2 separate regions of the Homo sapiens genome follow, and region 1 is linked to region 2. A link is a contact called in ENCODE Hi-C data. All regions are on one chromosome and are shown on one strand. Each heading gives the region's core, a stretch centred on a gene start or an enhancer-like site at or near the end of the contact. The rest is flanking DNA. Distances are from core to core; before and after follow the strand shown.

The links. A loop is a pair of places that touch in the nucleus more often than their neighbours do. Pooled maps may share reads with other maps.
Region 1: a loop to region 2 is called in a map of CD4-positive, alpha-beta T cell, with 6 times the contacts of the local background. The contact joins the promoter of PIERCE1 here to the enhancer-like site in region 2. A Hi-C loop is called at or near these places in 3 of 168 maps with a recorded cell type or tissue (CD4-positive, alpha-beta T cell, CD8-positive, alpha-beta T cell and naive thymus-derived CD4-positive, alpha-beta T cell) and 8 of 50 pooled maps.

What each region holds. Positions count from the first base shown.
Region 1 is chr9:135,494,886-135,501,118 of GRCh38, forward strand. It overlaps PIERCE1 (piercer of microtubule wall 1), which reads right to left and starts at 4,984. Exons shown (of 3, transcript NM_001048265.2): 1 at 4,824-4,984; 2 at 3,700-3,778; 3 at 296-730. The coding sequence starts at 4,966. The coding sequence ends at 542. It overlaps MRPS2 (mitochondrial ribosomal protein S2), which reads left to right and starts at 5,797. Exons shown (of 4, transcript NM_016034.5): 1 at 5,797-5,868; 2 at 6,113-6,233. The coding sequence starts at 5,826. RefSeq lists silencers at 5,087-5,256, 5,527-5,696, 5,907-6,066 and an enhancer at 6,022-6,233.
Region 2 is chr9:134,453,302-134,460,372 of GRCh38, forward strand. All of the region lies in intron 1 of LOC105376311 (a long non-coding RNA gene), which reads left to right. Among named protein-coding and RNA genes, the nearest start is that of MIR4669, 77 kb to the left of the region's middle. RefSeq lists enhancers at 1,048-1,883, 2,227-3,164, 3,165-4,101. Within about 2 kb of position 3,295, at least 35 of the 41 ENCODE cell types and tissues checked have a DNase peak (open chromatin) inside an H3K27ac peak, as active enhancers do; they include CD4-positive, alpha-beta T cell and CD8-positive, alpha-beta T cell, where a contact is called at or near this core.

The DNA of each region.
Region 1 (6,233 bases), core at 3,734-6,233, 1.0 Mb after region 2:
TGGCTGACGAGGCATCTGCTCCTCCTCCTGCCCAGCGCCTGGCCCTCGCCCACACCCCAGTGGGGCATCTCATGCCCTCGTGGGAACCCCGCAGTGTTTGTGCAGATCTCAGCCAGGGTGCTGGGTGCTTTAGGACGGGAGATCTGCTCCCTAACTGGTCTTGTGTGTAACATGGCTCCCAAATACAGACACGAGCGGAGTTAGCCACCAGCGCTCCCGATGCTCAGGCCAGGACTTGGGCCCCGGGAGCCCACAGCCCCACTCCACCATGACAAACGTCAGACGAGACGGAAGCTCAGGATGTGACAACGTTTTTAATGCAAAGTCAACCATTAGCATCTTTCCCATGTACTTATTAGATGTGAAATGGCAGGACTTCACGGCCCCGTTTGCATATTTTCCTACTCCGCAGACGAATAATATTTTCAGGGAAGGCAGCGCAGTCTGTGCCGTCACAATCGGGCGACTGTGGGTGATGAGGGATGATGATTTTCCAGGAGGCCCTGGGGTCAGAGGACTCCTAGAGGGAGTTTCCAGCCCCTCAATCGCAGATGGATGGCCTGTTGATGTTGTAACTGGGGTGGAAGTTGAGCCGGTCACAGGAGGTGATGCAGTTATCGGGGCCAGTCACGATGCTTTTCTCCAGGTAAACATTGAGAGTATTGTTCCGGAACATTCCACCCGCTGCAAGTTGTTGGGAAAATTTATTCGAATTTGGATAAAATACTTTCTATAAGAGATAAAGGAACACGGATTAATGACGTATAATACTCTTGAGCAATCCGTTGAATATTTTTGAAAGAAAAATAAGAATTCATAAGAAAATGCAGAGAAGCCAGAGTGGGTAGGATGGCCTGGCTCACCCCAGACCATCCTAATCCATGCCCGATGCCTGGCACTTGCTGTTAACACTGCCCCCGGCACTGTTCTAAGGATAGAAGAATGAGCTGTGGGGCCACCTGTGTGCCATCTCTACCTCAGGATGTGGCTGTGAGCATCGCCTTGGGGGTCAGTCCTGGAGTCACCCCCAGGTCTGCTTTTGCTCACTGTGCTACTCTGGGAAAGCTGCCAGCCCTCTCTGAACTTCAGTTTTCTCTTCTATGGAATAGAAATGATATCCATGTCAGTGGGTTTCAACCTTAACTGGGGCTGGGTGCGGTGGCTCACGCCTGTAATCCCAGCACTCTGGGAGGCTGAGGCAGGTGGATCGCCTCAGGTCAGGAGTTCGAGACCAGCCTGGCCAACATAGTGAAATGCCGTCTCTACTAAAAATACAAAAATATTAGCCAGGTGTGGTGGCGGGCGCATGTAATCCCAGCTACTCGGGAGGCTGAGGCAGGAGAATTGCTTGAACCGGGGAGGCGGAGCTTGCAGTGAGCCGAGATTGTGCCATTGCAGTCCTGCCTGGGCAACAAGAGCAAAACTCCATTGAGAAGGGGTGTGCTGAGGCCACTCGTGTGGGCGGGCACCCAGTGGTAGGAGTTATTCTAGCAAGACAGCATCATTAGGTGACTGTGACATTCCTGAAGCGAGTGGTCTGGACCTCCGCCAAATATTTTACCCCATACGGGTGACCTGTCCTTAGAGGATCCTGTGCCACGCACATCACCTGATGTTTCATCTCCTTGGCAAGAAACAAGTGCAAAGAGAAAACTTTTCTTTGTTTTTGAGAAGTTTTAGATCTATAGAAAAATTGAACAGAAAGTACGGAGAGTTCCCAAATTACCTCCCTCAGCAAACACAGTTCCCCCTGTCCTTAGCATGTCGCACTTGTGTAGCACACTTTTTACGGTGGAGCCAGTGTTGATACTTTATTAGTAACTAAAGTCTACATTCTATGGGTGGGACAAATGTATCATCACAGGGATCCGCCCATGCAGTATCATGGAGAGGAATTCCCTTCAGTGCATTTTTTTTTTTTTTTTTTTGAGATGGAGTTTTTGCTCTAGTCACCCACGCCGGCGTGCAATGGCGCCATCTCAGCTCACTGCAACCTTCGCCTCTGGGTTCAAGCAATTCTCCTGCCTCAGCCTCCCAAGCAGCTGGGATTACAGGCGCCCACCACTATGCCCGGCTACTTTTTGTATTTTTAGTAGAGACGGGGTTTCGCCATGTTGGCCAGGCTGGTCTCAAACTCCTGACCTCAGGTGATCCACCCGCCTCGGCCTCCCAAAGTGCTGGGATTACAGGCGTGAGCCACCACGCCCAGCCTTTCAGTGCACTTTTTAATGCAAAGCATTTATCTTCTATTCCCACATGGGAGGTAAACAGCTTCTCCGGCATCCACCCTTGGTCACGAAACTGGAAAAGAGACTCCAGACGGAGCAGGTGGATAAGAAGGAGGAGAACCTCCTTGGAAACTTGTCAGTAGTACCTCATGCCTCCTACCCCACTGCCTGCTCCCATCAGTGACCTGAAGGCTCCTACCATTTACAATAGGAACATTTTTTCATGGCCTTTTATAAAACCTAAAACATCTGGACCCATGTTAGTGAGTGTGCTGGGTTTTTTTTTCTTTTTTTTTTGGTTTTTGTTTGTTTGCTTGTTTGTTTTGGTAACAGGGTCTGGCTCTCACCCAGGGTGGAATGCAATGGCATGATCAAGGCTGACTGCAGCCTCAACCTCCTGGGCTCAAGCAATCCTCCACCCTCAGCCTCCTGAATAGCTGGGACTACAGGTGCATGCCACCACACCCAGCTAATTATTTTATTTTATTTTTACAGGGATGGGGGTCTCATTACGTTGCCCAGGCTGGTCTTGATCTCTGAGCCTCAAGTGATCCTCTCACCTCAGCCTCCCAAAGTGCTGGGATTACAGGCGTGAGCCACCGCATCCAGCTGTGTCTGGTCTTTTTCATAGAAATACCTGATCCCCAGGGAAAACTCAGGGTCGTCTGATTACGGGAGAGTGATTCTCAAATGCTCCAGCATTTTTAGATAAGTAATCTTCTCACAAGGGCTCAGTCACTCACGCCACACAACTAAATAAGCACTCACCAGACCTTTTCAGTGATGAATGCTTTGACAACGAAAATACGTCCACAACATTCTCACCCCAGAATGGCTGGCCCAGTGTCCCAGGTGTGCAGGAGACACCGCACTAGTCCCTCTGTCCATTCACCTGGACCTTCATGGGGTTTGGTGTGGGGAGGTTCTAGGAGGGCCATCCTGGAGCCTAAGGTCAAGCTCAAAAAGGGTTTGGCTTCCCCAATGGCCCACAGACTCCTGTGCCCACCAATACAACTTGCCCACCCACAAGCTGTGCCGTCAGCCAGTACTGCCTCTTCAGGTTACACGTTAACATCTCATAAAGTACAATTCCAAAAAAAAAGTAGCCCTTCATTTATTTGCCTCAGAACTGAGCACCGTAAGTTGCAGGAGATGGTTGCGTGTGTGTGTGTGAGACTGCTGTGCGTGTGGTTGGGTGTATGGGGGCAGGGTGATGTCAGCAAGTCTATATCCTCCTCTTTTAAAACACTCCACTCCCAAATTCATTCACTCATTTAGTTCCATCCTACCCTCTCCCAAAGCGATTTTGGGAACCTCCCTCCTCCCCATTTGTGATGCTGGAACTTTGGCCTCCTCCCTGGGTGCACCCCTCCCCGTCTCATTGTTGACCTGTTGAGAACCCCAGGTTTTTAGCCTCTTCTTGAGGCCACCCACCCCCTGCCCCCCATGCCCGGTCTTGCATCCCACTTACAGGCATCTCGTGCACGGTGGGGGCTCTGCTCCCGTAAGCCTGGTTACTGGTCCTGTACACGGAGACAGCCTTCTGGGTCCTGGTAGATGAGAAACACTCTATTTTCATTCATTTACTCTAATTCTGCACAAGCCACAGCCTTGTATTTGGTTGACGGCACTCCCCTGGAAATGCCCCCATGGAAAGAGCAATATGCCCGGGCTGGTGATGTGGCCTCGAAGGCAGCCTCTGGGAGTACCTGGCTGATGACCGTTCTGAATGGCCCGGCCTCCCCGGCCCCCTCTGCTTGCCACTGTCCCTGCTCTTCCAAGGCAGGCCAAAGCCCTAAAGAGCAGGCAGCCAGCAAGTGCTGATCCCCAGCCCTGGCAGGGCCTCGGCACATGCTGCAATTTCTGGGTAACCTAGCTTGTCAGGAGCGGAGGCTTGGCCTCCAGACCCTGCCACCCAGAGGGTCCCTCTGCCTCTGAGCCCCCACCCTCACTGAGGCTATGCTTCTACTGGTACCACTGCCCCTACCTGTCAGTAGGACAGGCTACTGAGAGGCTGCAGGCCCACGACATAGCTTTACTTTATACTCCTAGATCTTGGCCAAGTTGTTCCTTCTACATCCCAGTCATCTCAATGCGAGAATGAGGATACTAACAGACCCTGCCCTAGAGGACTGTTGAGGGACCAAATGTGTGATGAGCACGGCAAGATGTTTGCACCTGCCTACAGGAATTGAGTTTCTTACTACTTCTTAGCCTGCAATGCCCTGTGGCAGCTCAGAGCTGGCTGAGTCTACAGCAAGACAGTGGAGGTGCTGCTGTGCTCACGCCCCGCAGCGGAGTTTCAGGGTAGAGAGGAGAGGAGACTCACCCGACACAAATCAGTGGAGCTGAGACCACAACTGGGCTTTCTCCCCCCACGGCCCTGCCCCCCACTGCCCTTATCCCCACTTCCTTGTATGAGGCTCTAGGGAGCACGGTCGCCGCTCACTGGCGGGCGATGACAGCGCGGGCCCCGGATGACCACTCGATCTTCTTGATTTCTGTAGCTAGGACCTTGGGGGTCTTGCGGGGTCTCTCACACACGGGGCTATCGAGCAGTGGACGCCAGGACCAGGCGGGCCCCAGCTTCCTCACCTGTAGCCCCGGAACCACCCCGGGTTGTTGAACCTGCCCGGCAGGTCCGCGCTCACGCGGTAGTAGTCGCTGGTCCTCTCCGGCGGGGCCGTGGCCTTGGGCGCCACAGGCTCCGCGCACGCTCTGGGGCATTCCTCAGCCATTGTGCCTGGAGGAGAAGCGGGACTCGGCGGCGTCCTGTTGCCAAGCGACGGCCAGGTCACGTGACTGGGGAGCGAGCGGAGGGGCCTTAAAGGCGCCGCGCGTGGGCCGGGTTCCTCTGCGGGTGGGTCCGGAACCTGCCGGGCGACTCCCCAAGGGCCGGGAAGGTCGGGACGGCGAGAGATTCCCTGCTGGGACCGTCGTGTGAGGCAGCCCCAGGCCCCCAGCCACCCGCGGGGGGACCGGGCCACCCCAGCATCAGGGCGTGGACTCCCGGGCGAAAGAAACCCCAGGGCCTGGGACCCCGCCAGCCGGGTGACGGGGTTTAAGCACTGCAGGTCCACTCGGCAGGCAACGATTGGACTTTTGCTGTCCAATGTACTCCAGGGATGCTATGCCCCCCAGCACCCCGAGTCTAAATTGAGACCCGAGATCTGGCTAACTTTATGAAATTCTCCTAAGCCAAATATCGTTTAAATATTACAAACAGTTTTGGAGAGCGAGAGGTTGCGCAGGACGTGGTTCACAGCTCACTTGGCGGGAGGCGAGGGTCCCCATCGCCCAGCGGGCTTCCCCAAGGGTCAGGGGCCTCCCGGGCTGGCCGGTCCCATTAGCAGGGCGGGGCGAGCTGCAGGGCGAGGACCGTGGCTCCACTCCCCGCCCGAGACTCTCAAGCCCAGGACCCCGGGCCCTGACCCCTCGCGTGCCCCGCCCCCGCAGGGAGGTCCCAGCCGCCTGGGGACAGCGCTGTGGCTCCTCCGGGCCTGTAGGCGGCACTGCGGCCCCGCGCGGATGGCGACGGAAGGGGAGGCCGCTCGGCCTGGCCTGGAGGGAGACCTCGCTCTGCCCCGCGTCCCAGCCATGGCGACATCCTCGGCCGCGCTGCCCCGAATACTCGGCGCGGGTGAGCGCGCGCTTGCGGGACCCTGGGGAGGAGCATGCGAGGAGGATGCGGAGGGGCGCGGGGACCCGATGGAGCGGCGGGGACGTGGAGGGGACCCGGGGCGAGCGCGGAGGGGACTCGGGGAGGGCGCGGGGACGCGGAGGGGACCCGTTAGGGACGCGGAGGGGCCCGTTGGGGATGCGGTGGGGAGCGGGCGTGGTGCATTCGGGACTCGGCGCCAGGACCTCTATCTACTTCCCCCCAGGTGCCCGGGCCCCGTCGCGCTGGTTGGGCTTTCTCGGGAAGGCGACCCCCCGGCCTGCTCGGCCGAGCCGCAGGACGCTTGGAAGCGCGACGGCCCTTATGATCCGCGAGTCGGAGGACAG
Region 2 (7,071 bases), core at 2,045-4,544:
AGCTCCCTCTGGGTGGGGGCTCTGTGGGTTGGTGCTGGGAGACTCGCTGTCCCGCTGACCTGCCTTCTCCCATAGATGGTGGCCCTTGAGACCACATGGAACCAATTTCCCAATTAAGCTAATTGGAAGAATCATGGCATGCCTTTCTGGTTATCGGCCTGGGAGGGCAGAATGGTGCCTGCGTGCCGAAGAGTCCATAAACGTTGAGCTATGCTGGCCAGACCATTGGACGGTATCACCTGGTCCAACCACTGTTTATGAGGACTTCCCGAGATCACTGAGGCTTTTAGGCTACTGTGCGTGTGCCTGTGAACTTCCAGGCCCTGTACCTGCATGTTATAGGAGGAAGTGCTGGGGTGGGGGGCTGTGGAGGGGCTCCTGAAACTTGTCTATAACCAGGCATGGCCATCTGGCTCTCACTTGGGTGGACTTTCTTAGGTCTAACTGCAATCTCTCTTGCTGCTGACTCAACATGCCCCCTCCCCCTCCCGAGTGGTTGGGGCCCCAGGTGAGCACTGGCCGGCGGGGCTGCTCACGATTGCTATCCAAGACCAGCCTGGAAAGCTGCCATTTTCATTAAAACCCTTAGACATGAATCTTCCAAAATGTTTCTATGAAGAATCCAAAGGAACCCGTGTCAGGGACATCCTTAGCTGGATGGGCAGCCTGGGAGCGGCGGCATGGGAGCAGCAGCATGGGAGCGGCCGGCCTGGGACAAGCTCCGTGTGACCACAGGCTCATCCTTTCTGCTCACTCGAGGTCTCGGCTTTCCCTTTTGTGGAAAGAGGGAGTTGTTCTGGAATCCACACCCTATGGTCCGTGTGATTTGGTGGGGGCAGCAAGGAGGCCTCCCCCTCCCCTAACACTGCCTCCCTGCTGCCCGGGATCACAGCCGCTGGGCTCCGTCCTGAGGGTTTAGCACTGCCCTCCCCTTTCTCAGATGCTTGCTGCACATTTCAGGGTGGAAAGGGCCCGACCTCATTCTTTCTGGGAGTCCGAAGAGGTTTGAGCAGGGCCCAGCACGTGGCCACTGCAAAGAGCGCTTGCTCTCAAAACCCAAGCTCCACCTTAGTTCAAGAGAGACGCCGATACTTCCCAGGAGGCAGCCACCACCAGGCCCCCAGTTCTAGGGCCCCCGTCAAGGCATGGGCCAGGCCCCATTTGTCTCCTCCACTGCTGAAGAGGCGGGGCCAGGGGTGACAGGAGCAAGCTGCATGAGATCAGGGTGGGGTTCTGGCACCATCCCAGGCTGGCTCTGTGACCTGGGCACGTCATAACCCCTCTTCCTGCCTCCATCCCACATCATCTGTAAAATGGAGGTGACGCCAGCTGCCCTGGCTCCCACTGGACTGTAATTTTGTCTGTGGTTTTCTCCGCCTCCTCCCCTCTCCTGCCTCAGTCGGGACTCATTCAAGCTGATCACCTCCCAGTGGGGTGCTGGTGGGTTCTGGTCACTGTGCAGGAAAGGGTTAACTCAGCAGGCCTGAGTTGTCCACACCCTGCACATTCCAAAGAAAGGTCTGGCTCTGGCCTAGCTCCTGGGAGGTGACCTCTGACCTCTAGCCACTTGAAATATACTGCGTGATAAGTGTCTGTGTTTGCTTGGGGGTCTTGGGCCACCCTAGTGACCGCGCTAATGATGTCATTTACAGTGGGACCTTGGGCTGTGCTGTATCGGCTCATCATCCTGGGGATGAGACCAAGGCCAAGCACACGGGCAGTGAGGCATGTCTTTGCGATGGACCCCCAGTAGGAACCCTGAGCCCCGAGGCGTGGCTGGGCCCCCCTGGCTGGTGCACACCATTCTGGGAGAATTGAGCATCGTCTGCCCGACTCTACTGAGAGAAGACCCCTGGGTGCTGGAGTCTGGTCTCCCCTAAACCCTGCCCTCTAGAGATGCCCAGTTTGCTGGTTCGAGGCTATGTCCTTTCACGGCGCTAAACCCTGACCTCGGGTATCGCTGCCTGGCTGAGTTCTGTGAGCCAGTCCAGCACGTCCCTGAGCCTGAGGGTGGTTTGGGGACCCTGAACTGCAGTGTCAGCATTTCCATGGATGGGTTCTGAAGGCAGGTGATGAGGAGGTGTCAGCCTGGGTTGACTACGAACTTTCAAGTCCTATTTCTGAAACAGCCCTTGGAAGGTTCGGGGGCCATTTTACCCCCTCTAGACATTTTGCTGAGCCTTTGCCTGGCCTTGACACCTGTCTCCACCTGTCCACGTTCCCAGCTCTGCCCACCAGGGACTGTGCCTACACCCAGGGATGGCCTAGGTCAGAGAGGGACAGGCTGTGGACTGAGGTCAGGCGTGAGCCAGCCCTGCCTGCCCCCTACAGTTGGGAATCCTCTGGGCGAGGGAGGCAGACAGGACAGAGGGATGCCGCAGGGGAAACCTACAGGTGTCCCCTTTCCCTGGAAATGGCGGACCTCCTTCTCCAGAGACCCTCACGTGCGTCTCTCTCAGGGACGCCTTGGGCCCCCACGGCGTTTGTGCCCAGCTGCCAGGCCTCTGATAAAGCCGCTTCCTCGCCTCGGCCCCCCTTCCCTGCCTGTGCCTCAGGAAACCCTGGGCCTCCTTCAAGGCCCTTCCCCTGTAAGCCCCTCCGTGTCGGGCTCTGCTGTGTCTTCCGAGACCACACCTGTCCTAGGTGCCTGGGTCCAGGTGAGGCGCTCCCTGCTGCCAGCAGTGGACAGAGACTGGTTTTAATTAAAGCTCCCAGCAACCACCCCTATCGCCGTGGAAACAGAGGTTCCGGTGGAGACGTGGCTCCCAGGCCACACGTGTAAGTAGCGCAGCTGGGAGTGGCGCCCGGAGCAGCCCGAACCCAAAGGCTGATCTTGACCGAGGTGCCCTGCTCCTTCCCGGCCGCGGTCTCCACTCGGCCCACTGCTGGGCCAGGGCCGCAGCGGCCGGAAGGGGCTGTCCCTCATGCACCGTGGCCCTCCGGCCTTGTCTCTCAGCGCCCAGACCCCAGGCACAAGGAGGCAGGGGGCTGGGACCTGCCTGGAGCCTGCTGCCCCAGCTGCTGACGTGGTCGCCCCCGCCCACCCTGTAGACGTGGCCGCCCCCACCCTGCCACGTCGCCACTTCCACCCTGCAGGCAGGAAGCTGCACGCTCTCGCTCTCTTTGTGTAACTTTTGGAGGGTTGTAGTTGCAGGAAACATCTGGATGTGGCCCAAGGAACATAATAAAAAAAAAAGGGAGAGCCGCGGGGAGAAGGCAGGGCTGGGGGAGGTTTGCAAAAGCCATCTGATTTCACTTTGCAAAGACAACTGCAATTATGCCTCTGAGGGTTTGCAGTCACTTCACATTCTAGCCATGCGGTGACGTCAGTGGGAAACTATGAAGCTCGCGGACTGCGTGGTGACACACACCCCACGAAACATGGCTCGGGCCAGCTGCCGGCCATGCTCCAGCCCGACAGCCCACCAACAGGGGTCTCTCCCAGAAGGAGGGAAGCTGTAGCTGGGAGAGGGGGTCCCTAACTTTGGACATGCTGGGTTGTCCCCAATCGCCCTCCGAGCTCCAGCTGTGCCTTCCCCTGCTCAGCCTGCATCTACCCCATCTGACCCCACAGGCTCCTGGACAGAAATGGCCCGGCCTTGCCTAGAGCTAAGCTTCCACTCCAAGGCAGAGCTATGGGGGTCCGGGCTGGCAGGGGGGCCATGGCCAGGCCCTCAGGGCTCCCTGCTTTCCAATGGCCCCAGGATCAGCGGTTTCCACAGTGTCCTGTAGCATGCGGCTGGGTGTCTCCATCGTCCCAGCATCCTGTGGGGTGGGCCGAGGGTCTGTGTCCCTCTATGTCCCGTGGGGTGGACCCCGGGTCTGTGTCCCCCTGTGTCCTGTAGGGTATGGCTGGGGTCTGAGTACCTCTGTGTCCTGTTGGGTGGAGCTGGGGTCTGTGTCCCTCTATGTCCTGTGGGGTGGGGCCGTGGTCTGTGTCCCCCTGTGTCCTGTCAGCTGGGGCTGGGGTCTGTGTCCCTCTGTGTCCTGTGTGGTGGGGCCGGGGTCTGTGTCCCCCTGTGTCCTGTCTGGTGGAGCTGGGGTCTGTGTCCCTCTGTGTCCTGTGTGGTGGGGCCAGTGTCTGTGTCCCCCTGTGTCCTGTCGGGTGGAGCCGGGGTCTGTGTCCATCTGTGTCCTGTGTGGTGGGGCCGGGGTCTGTGTCCATCTGTGTCCTGTGGGGTGGGCCGGGGTCTGTGTCCCTCTGGGTCCTGTGGGGTGGGGCCGGGGTCTGTGTCCCCCTGTGTCCTGTGTGGTGGGGCTGGGGTCTGTGTCCCCCTGTGTCCTGTCGGGTGGAGCTGGGGTCTGTGTCCCTCTGTGTCCTGTGGGGTGGGGCCAGTGTCTGTGTCCCCCTGTGTCCTGTGGGGTGGGGCCGGGGTCTGTGTCCCTCTGTGTCCTGTGGGGTGGGGCCGGGGTCTGTGTCTCTCACAGTGTCCCCAGCTTCTGGTCACTATCTCTGTCCCTCCTGCCCTGGGGTCATCCTGAGCTGGGTCCTGCCTGCCCTGAAATCTCAGGAGCTGGGGTGGTTCTCTCTGCTGCTTCTCTGCCCAAGAGTCCAAGGGCTTCCCAGGGACAGTGCTGCACCCTGATGGAGCCCAGGCCTCTGGGCGAAGGACACAGCCTCTCCCAGACCTGCCCCAGACCCCTGAGGCTTTTTAGTGCAAGGGGACCCCCAGGGCAGGAAGGGTTTGCCTGCCACGTGGCAAGTACTTCTGCCTTGAGGCCGTCACAGACAGGGTCTCTGGACTGTGGTGTAGTGTCCTGTCATCTCCAGGTGTAGTCTCAGAAACGCCTTGAAATGAAGCCTGAAGGGGAAGCCCAGTTCCATGGTGTGGACGAGCGTGTCTGCCGGAGGCCTCGGAGTCGCATCCACCGGTGTTTATTGACAGCTGACTGGTGCTGTGCCCTGAGACCCAGGCCCTGCCCTCTGGCACTCAGTCTACCAGGGGCCAAGGCCTGCACCCTCCCTCTGGGCTCACCTTGGTCAAGCCTCTGGTGGACTTTTAAGGCCCACGGGGAACCCCCCCACAGACCCCCTTCCCACTCTGCAGGTGGGCCGCTGAGGCCTCTGCAGACGGGCCTGAGCAGCAGGGCCTGTGCTTGTCGAGGCCCCATGGCTCCCGCCATGGCCAGGGTGAGATGCAGAGGGCCACGGAGCCTGCGGTGGGGCCCTGGGGTTTGACACTGGGGCCCTGCCTGGAATGGGGCCTTGGTGTGATGGGAGCTGGGGGTGGGGTGGAGCCTGCCTGGGCCGAGGGGCTGTCTGGTCGGGAGCGATTCTTCAGCAGCAGAGACTTGAGTCATGGCTGGGGCCTCCTGGCCTCTGGGGGGACCTTAAGACATTTTTTCCATGGAAAGTAGCTGCTGGCTCTCTGCTTACCGGGGAGCTCTCTGTCCCCTCCCACTGCCTGCTGAGGGTTTGGTGGGGGCTGCTTCACTTCTTTGCTGGACTTTCCACTGGCCTGGATGGGCCGAGAGCTCCAGGCAGGGACCGGACAGCCAGACTCTGGACCCAGTCCCAGCCTGCAAGTGCCTGTCCTCTGAGCCTGAGTTTTGCCTTCTGCCAGGGTGAGGGCTCTGGGTGAGGCTAGACGCTGAATGGCAAGGACTGGGCTGTGATGGGACGCTGGGCTCCAGGTCTCTGTTAACTCTTTAAGGGAAAGGTGGGGCGGGATATGGAGGGAGTGGCGCGCATCATCCTCCCGGAGCCTGCAGAAATCCAGGCGAAATTGGCACATCTTTTGGGAATTTGCAGGTGCTGCTGAATTTAGGAGAAGCCACCCTGAAAACTTGCTCAGGGGTTGCCCTGGTCTCTGACCCAACAGCTGGTGGGGGAGGCACCCACCTGGCCTGTGTGACCCCCAGCTAGTTCTTCGCTGGGCGACACTGGCCATAAACAGGTCAGTCAGAAGCCTGCCCTGAACCCCTCGAAGGCCTCATCCCTCCCTATGGGAGACCAGGATGGCGGCTCTGGAGCTCAAGGCTGTGCACTGGAGGTGGGCCTGGGCTGTGGGGCAGGATCTGCCGTGGTCAAACGTGGGTCAGTGTCAACTGGGAAAGCAGAAGTCTGCGGCCAAGCTGGGGACCTCCCTTCCCTCTTCTCCCTGCAGCATGTGGCGGGGGCAGGGTGAGGTCAGGGAGAATGGCAGATAGGACAACCTCATGGGTCATGAGTCATGAGGCTGGGTATGGGTGCAGCTAGGAAGGGCCCAAGGTGAATTTTCTCCAAGAGAGCTTTACGAAAGGGACCTGGGGACTCACAGGGGCGGCTTCGTGACCATCCCAACCCCAACCCCTCCTCCAGGAAGCCCGTCTGAGCCAGCCCTGCCAGTCTGAGCTCCTACCTCTGTGGATCCTGCCTGTCGTCCACACCTGACTGCCATGTCCTCTAGGCTTTCAGGGAACACAAATCTTATCTCTTGGGCCTGTCCTGGCTGGGCCTCCCTCCTGCTGGCTCTGTGGCCCTCATCGCTGGAGGCCTCGCCCCTCAAGGCTCTGCCCTGTGTGCACCGTGGGCCTAGCGGGGCTCTCACAGCACTTCACTGGCCCTGGTGGTCATTCGGGGTCAGCCCCTGTGCACCTCTCCCGTTACCCACGGAGGACATTTCCCAGATGCTGGAGGATGCTTGACCTCTAGGCCCCTGTGACCAAAATCGAGCCTGAGTCTGAAGCTGTGGCCTAACTGCGGCCCTTGGGGATGGGGAGGCCCGATGCCACATGCCTCTCTGCCCCTCCCGTGTGCCCTCCATGCAGGCATGAGTTCCTCGGAAGGGACTCCACCACCCACTCCCTAGGATGGAGCGTGATGCTCACTGAATCCTCTGGGGTCCTGTCTCCAGGAGACTTTCTGGGTGACAGATGGGACACTGAGGCCCAGAAAAGGGAAGATGTCAGCTGAGGGTCATGCAGCAGGTTGGGGCAGAGTCCAGACTCAAACCCAGCGCCCTGATTATCAGCCAGGATGAGCTCTGTTCTTGGTATCTGCACTGAGAAGCGTGTGCATGAGAAGGAAACTTCCGGAGGAGGGCTCGGTTAAAGTTGATGATGCCCTCGCTCAGCTGGCCTTTCTGCTGT